2 separate regions of the Homo sapiens genome follow, and region 1 is linked to region 2. The links are chromatin contacts, found by Hi-C or POLR2A ChIA-PET in ENCODE. All regions are on one chromosome and are shown on one strand. Each heading gives the region's core, a stretch centred on a gene start or an enhancer-like site at or near the end of the contact. The rest is flanking DNA. Distances are from core to core; before and after follow the strand shown.

Region 1 (3,090 bases), core at 119-2,618, 650 kb before region 2:
AGAATCAATCGTTTGAACCCAGAGGGCGGAGGTTGCAGTGAGCCGAGACCGCGCCACTTCACTCCAGCCTGAATGAAAGAGCGAAACTCCGTCTCAAGGAAAAAAAAAAAAAAAAAAGACTGGCTCCAACACAATTGTACAGTTTTCATGACATTAGTCAGCCAACTTGTTAGACATTCCAAATATCTTCAACCAGCTACCTTACAAAACGTTTTTAGGGTGAGTTGCATACATAGAAAGCAGAACTCAGTCATTACATTTGTTTCCTAGTCATATACTGCAACCTCCCACAGAATTCAAGAATTGCCTCTGGCCACTCCTTGTCATACGATGAAATATGTAGCATCATAGAAGGGCTCAACAGATTGAGCCCTTGGCCTCCCAGCGGGGCTCCACCGACCCCCTCAACTTCACTAGGCAGCAACTCCGAATTGTAGTTCTTAGGCAGGTACTTAATAGGAATTTTGGAAACTGAATGAGCTCATGTTTAAAAAGCCTTTGGCATAATTCCCGGCACAGAGAAAGCGCTCAAAGAATGTTAATTATAATTAATGCAAAGCGCCAACGCGCACTGTTCGATTCGCACAGCCTGAGAAACGGTTCGGTTGTCATTACTTTCTTATAAATGGTGAAACTATTAATTTGTTTGGTTGAGGAAATGGGCCAACAGGGAAGGCAAAATGTGACTGGTTTTACCTGCGGGGCATTCGTCTTTGGGTCTCTTTATGAGAAGAGAGGACACCTTTCTCTTCAGTTCACATTCCCTGCAGCCGGAAGATGGCTCTAGGATACTTGGCAGTAAGAGAGGCAGAATGGGCCGGGCGCAGTGGCTCCCGCCTATAATCCCAACACTTTGGGAGGCCGAGGAGGGCGGACCACCTGAGGTCAGGAGTTCGAGACCAGCCTGACCAACATGGAGAAACCCCGTCTCTACGAAAAATACAAAATTAGCCGGACGTGGTGGCACATGCCTGTAATCCCAGCTACTAGGGAGGCTGAGGCAGGAGAATCGCTTGAACCTGGGAGGCGGAGGTTACGGTGAGCCGAGATTGCGCCACTGCACTCCAGCCTGGGCAACAAGAGCGAAACTCCGTCTCAAAAAAAAAAAAGAGAGGAGAGACAGAGACAGAATGACTCATAAACCAACTGTCTGACTGCCTTTTTGGCAGGCCCTCTGGGCCCGAGAACCCTCCAGCGCCTCTGGATGAATTGCGCCAGAGGAAGTCAGCTGTCAGGGAAAACGAGATCTTTCGCCTCGCGATGATTACGTCATCAAGGAGGGCCAGGAGCATCGAAGGATATTGGGGAGGAGATTTCCGGCCCCCATCCCCGCAGCGACCTTATAAGGTCTCTTCCCATGATTCTCTCTTTCTTTTCGCCATCTTTTGTCTTTCCGTGGAGCTGTCGCCATGAAGTAAGCACGACCCGTGGTTCCCAATCCGCTTACATCCTCGGGCAGAACTCCTCTCTGTCGTCCCTGGCATGGCTGTAGACACCCTCCCTGATGGACTTTCACTTTTTGTTGCAGGGTCGAGCTGTGCAGTTTTAGCGGGTACAAGATCTACCCCGGACACGGGAGGCGCTACGCCAGGACCGACGGGAAGGTAAAAAGCCGCGTCGGCTTCACCTACCTTCTTGTACTCCGAGGAGGAAAGGCTGGTTTAATTCGGTTTAGGCGGGTTTATTCCCCACATCACCACTGGCCTCTGGAAGTCTTCGTGGACGCTCTGTGGACTGGTCGTTAGGACCAGAAACCTCTAAGTGAACCAGTGTTGATTATTTATTGTGAGCCAGGTCGGACATCAGGAGGGGTTTATGTAACTGATGTCCCGGTGTAAGGGAAATAACTGAGGTACGGAGGTACCCTTTGGAATCCTGGGACGGACAAGAGCAGAATGCTTCCCAGAAGGACGCACCACCCTGTCCTTTGCTATGAGCCTAGATTTCCTGCTCTCGAGAAAAGACTAAACGCAAGGACCTTCATAGTGTGACACAGTTACCTGCCAGTTATGTGACAGCCTTTTGGTCCTTGTGGGCCTCAGTTTTGTAAAATGATAAGCCAGAACTAGCATATTGATCTTCTAAGGATTCCAAGCTTACTCAGCCTCTTGTACTTTGTATAGTTAAATAGTAATTCCTTTGCATTTGTCACTCTAGGTTTTCCAGTTTCTTAATGCGAAATGCGAGTCGGCTTTCCTTTCCAAGAGGAATCCTCGGCAGATAAACTGGACTGTCCTCTACAGAAGGAAGCACAAAAAGGGACAGTCGGTAAGTGGAATACGCCTTGATGTTGGGGGCTATCTCTTAAGTTGTCAAAGCTCTCTGAACGTTGGTTTTCTGCTCTGTAAAATTAAATCAGACTGTATGCGAAAGAGCTCTTAAACTGTAAAGCGTCAGCAAAATGAAAAAGATATTATAAACTGTCTCTATATATTTTAGGCTAGTAGCAATACCGAGTTGAAATTTTAAAGTCAGATAAATTACGTTAAGCACCTTTGCGTTATAGGGCAGGGTGGAAGGGCTTAGTTTTCCAGTGGGAGGAAATTGAGAAGTTACCATAATTTGGTTTTGATTGCAATATTTACAGGATTAGTCCTAACATAGCCAGTGGACCATGAACCAGTCCACCATACACTAGTTCATTCACTAGAAAAACAGTGGTTTTTCTGGTCCTTGTTAAGTGTCCTTTTAGCTGGGTTATACATGAGAAAAAGTTTGAGTGCCATGGTAGGACTAGTATTCAGGAGGCTTGGGAATACTTACTGAACACCTTCTGGATGAAGGACTTTTCTAGGTATTGTGAGAAATAAATGCCATCAGACATAAAATATGTTGAAAGTTCAGAGGAAGGAGAAACTTAAAAGTGGATATGACACACCTATTAGGGTGACTATTCAGGAAAAAAAAAAACAGGAATTACAGGTGTTGGTGAGGATGGGGAGAAATTGGAACCTTTGTGCATTGCTAAATATGCAACAGCTGTGAAAAATCATTTGGTGTTTTCTCAAAAGGGTAAACATAAAAATTATCCCAGCAGTTCCACTTCTAAGTTATACCCTAAAACAGTTGAAAGCAGGGACTCTATAACTT
Region 2 (3,081 bases), core at 449-2,948:
TCTGAGTCTGAAGGCCTGAGAACCAGGATTATATATGTCCAAAGGCAGAGGAACTTGGATGTCTCAGTTCCAACAAAGAAAAAAAGCAAATTCACCCTTCTTCCATATTTACGTTCCATTTACATATTGGATTACCTCCACCCACCTTAGTGAGTGCAATCTTCTTTACTCAGTTTGCCTATTCAAATGCTAATCTCTTCCAGAAACACCCTCACAGACACACCGGGAAATAATGTTTTGCCAGCAATCTGGGTATTCCTTAGCTCAGTCAAGTTGACACATAAAATCAACCATCACAATTAACTCCTTGTAAGCTTGGCACCCATATGAATCTCCTTAAACCATTCCTAACCTTCAAATAAAGACAAAAACCAGGCCGTAATGCCACCTACCAGGATACGAGGATCCTGCGTACACAAGGAATACTAATCCTTTCCTCAGAAGAGAAGGTAAAGTCTTTCAGTGACATTTTCTCTTCTGATATCCTACAGGTTACACTTGAATACTATGTACAAGTTACATACACACACACACACACACACACACACACACACACATATATCCTACAAGTTATGCTTGAATACTATGATGTAAAATTACATATGTATATGTATGTATATATAAAATTACATATATATACACATATATCCTACAAGTTACACTTTAATACTATGATGTAAAAATAACAATAGTTAAATACTGATATAAAGTTAATACATATCATGTTATGTGATAAGGAAATAAGATTAGAAATAAAGGAAATATGTTTGCTTAATATATATCTATGTACACCCAAATATATTCATAACAAGATGAGGAGGAAACACTCATGAAATTACAATTCTCATTTCTGTAACTGGTCATGTAGTTGTAACTGGTATTTATAACTACCTTCTGCTACTACCCATTCTGCATTTTCTTTGCCTTCAGCAAGGACCTCAGCTCATTGTGGCTCTTTACCTGTGGGGTGACCGAAAACTTAATTCCTGACCAGTCTGGGTCATTTGTAATCCTGCCTGGATTGGGTAGTTGTAGTTTCTCCTTGACGTTAATCACAGGGCATGGTAATACTAAAAGATGCCCTAAGGGATCTTCTGTATTTCAGACTTCTCTTCCTTCTATTGCGGAGTAGTAGTCCTATTTACCCTTGGTAGTCAGGATCAATCACCCCAGCCAACATCATAACTCCCTTCTTGGCTGTTGACTCAGAGGCATGAGGAGCCCAAAGTGGCAGTCTTAACTTCTAGTTTAATGGAAGTATTGTTGTATCTCCTGGTGGAAGTATTCTTACCTCTGGGACTAAGACGTCTAAGCCAACAGAGCATAAAGTCTAATGAACAGGAAGCATACATTTTGTTTGTGAGTTACTATGTGTAAATAGGAAATGGTGCCTCTCCCATCTCCACCCCTTGCTACCTGGACCTGTGACTTCTGGCTCTGAGAGAAAGAGCACCATATATTGGATGCTGATTCAGAGCATATACAGAGGGCCTTGTACAAGCCTTGCAAGGTATTGCCATCTAACTGGTATTATAACTGAGTGTTCAAAAGGCCATTCCACCATCCTATCAAGCCAGCAGCTTCGGGATGGTGTGGAATGTGGCAAGACCAGTGAATTCCATGAGCATGAGATCACTGCTGCACTTTTTGTGTGTTCTAGAATAAAATATTTTAAAAATTTCTTCCTGGCTCATTGCTATGAGTTCTTCTGTCTGTGGTTACTAAGACTAATCCCCAAGGAATCAGGAAGAGTCAATCCTTCCTTAGAAGCTGAATGCTGAATCTCTGATTATTCAAGACATTGGACTATTTTTTTAGGAAGTGATGTGACTCTGTTATTTTTCTCCTTGATCTGACAGTATCTGTGGGAAGAGCACAATGAGTTGCATAAAATAACTGACATTAAATTTCAGTGATTTTCTTCTGTGTTATATCTAGCTATACTTTATTCTTTCTCTTCTTCACATTTGTCTGTTGTGCTAATTGACTTAGCTCCTACTTTCTGCTCTGAAATTCACAAAACTACAGTTAAGTATGACACATTTTCTCAATGCTTCTATTTTATCCTAAAATATTGGTGGGGGGGAGACATTGGATTTTTACATTCCTAAAAGATTTTGTTACACACATGTAGAGGGAAAAATCAGTGTAATTCTGTTTTCTGATGGACGTGTTATAGGCCAAATAGAAAAAAAATCACTTAGATTTTTAACTTTTATTTTATGTTCAGGGGTACATGTGCAGGTTTGTTATATAGGTAAATTGCATGTCACAGGGGTTTGGTGGACAGATTATTTTGCCACCCAGGTAATAAGCATAGTACCTGATAGGTAGATTTTTGATCCTCACCCTCCTTTCTCTCTCCACTATCAAGTAGGTCCCAGTGTCTGTTGTTCCTTTTTTTGTGTCTATGTGTACTCAGTGTTCAGCTCCTACTTATAAGTGAGGGCTCTGTTCCTGCGTTAATTCGCTTAGGATACTGGCCTCCAGCTTCATCCATGTTGCTTCAAAGGACTTGATATCTTTTCTTTTTTTTTTTGAGATGGAGTTTCGCTCTTGTTGCCTAGGCTGGAGTGCAATGGCATGATCTCAGCTCACTGCAACCTCCACCTCCCAGGTTCAAGAGATTCTCCTGTCTAAGCCTCCTGAGTAGCTGGGATTACAGGCATGTGCCACCACACCCGGCTAATTTTGTATTTTTAGTAGAGACGGGGTTTCTCCATGTTGGTCAGGCTGGTCTCGGACTCCCGACCTCAGGTGATCCACCTGCCTCAGCCTCCCAAAGTTCTGGGATTACAGGCATGAGCCACCACGCCTGGCCGATATCATTATTTTTTATGGCTGTGTAGTATTCCATGGTGCATATGCAACACATTTTTTTTCCAGTCCACCATTGATGAGCATTTAGATTGATTCCGTGTCTTTGCTATTGTTAATAGTGTTGTGATGCACATACATGTACATGTGTCCTTTTGGTAGAATGATTTTTATTTCTTTGGGCATATACTCAATAATGAGATTGCTGGGTTGAATGTTAATTTTGCTTTGAGTTTTTTGAGAAATCACCAAACTGCTTTTCAC

Evidence for each region. Hi-C counts contacts between places; a loop is a spot of excess contacts on that map. ChIA-PET counts read pairs that join two places held with the same protein, here RNA polymerase II (POLR2A).
Region 1: a map of PC-9 shows a loop between it and region 2 (3-fold over the local background). The contact joins the promoter of RPL24 here to the enhancer-like site in region 2. A Hi-C loop is called at or near these places in 1 of 168 maps with a recorded cell type or tissue (PC-9). POLR2A ChIA-PET finds 5 or more read pairs at or near these places in 1 of 52 experiments (activated CD4-positive, alpha-beta T cell).

The regions. Positions count from the first base shown.
Region 1 is chr3:101,684,996-101,688,085 of GRCh38, reverse strand. RPL24 (ribosomal protein L24) reads left to right here and starts at 1,368. Exons shown (of 6, transcript NM_000986.4): 1 at 1,368-1,414; 2 at 1,529-1,604; 3 at 2,158-2,268. The coding sequence starts at 1,410. LOC124906262 (endogenous retrovirus group K member 5 Gag polyprotein) reads right to left here. Exons shown (of 3, transcript XM_047449415.1): 2 at 697-3,090. The coding sequence starts at 707. RefSeq lists enhancers at 1-161, 1,072-1,121, 1,132-1,621, 592-1,791, 1,782-1,971.
Region 2 is chr3:101,034,993-101,038,073 of GRCh38, reverse strand. No RefSeq gene overlaps it. Among named protein-coding and RNA genes, the nearest start is that of ABI3BP, 43 kb to the right of the region's middle. Within about 2 kb of position 1,698, at least 7 of the 41 ENCODE cell types and tissues checked have a DNase peak (open chromatin) inside an H3K27ac peak, as active enhancers do; they include PC-9, where a contact is called at or near this core.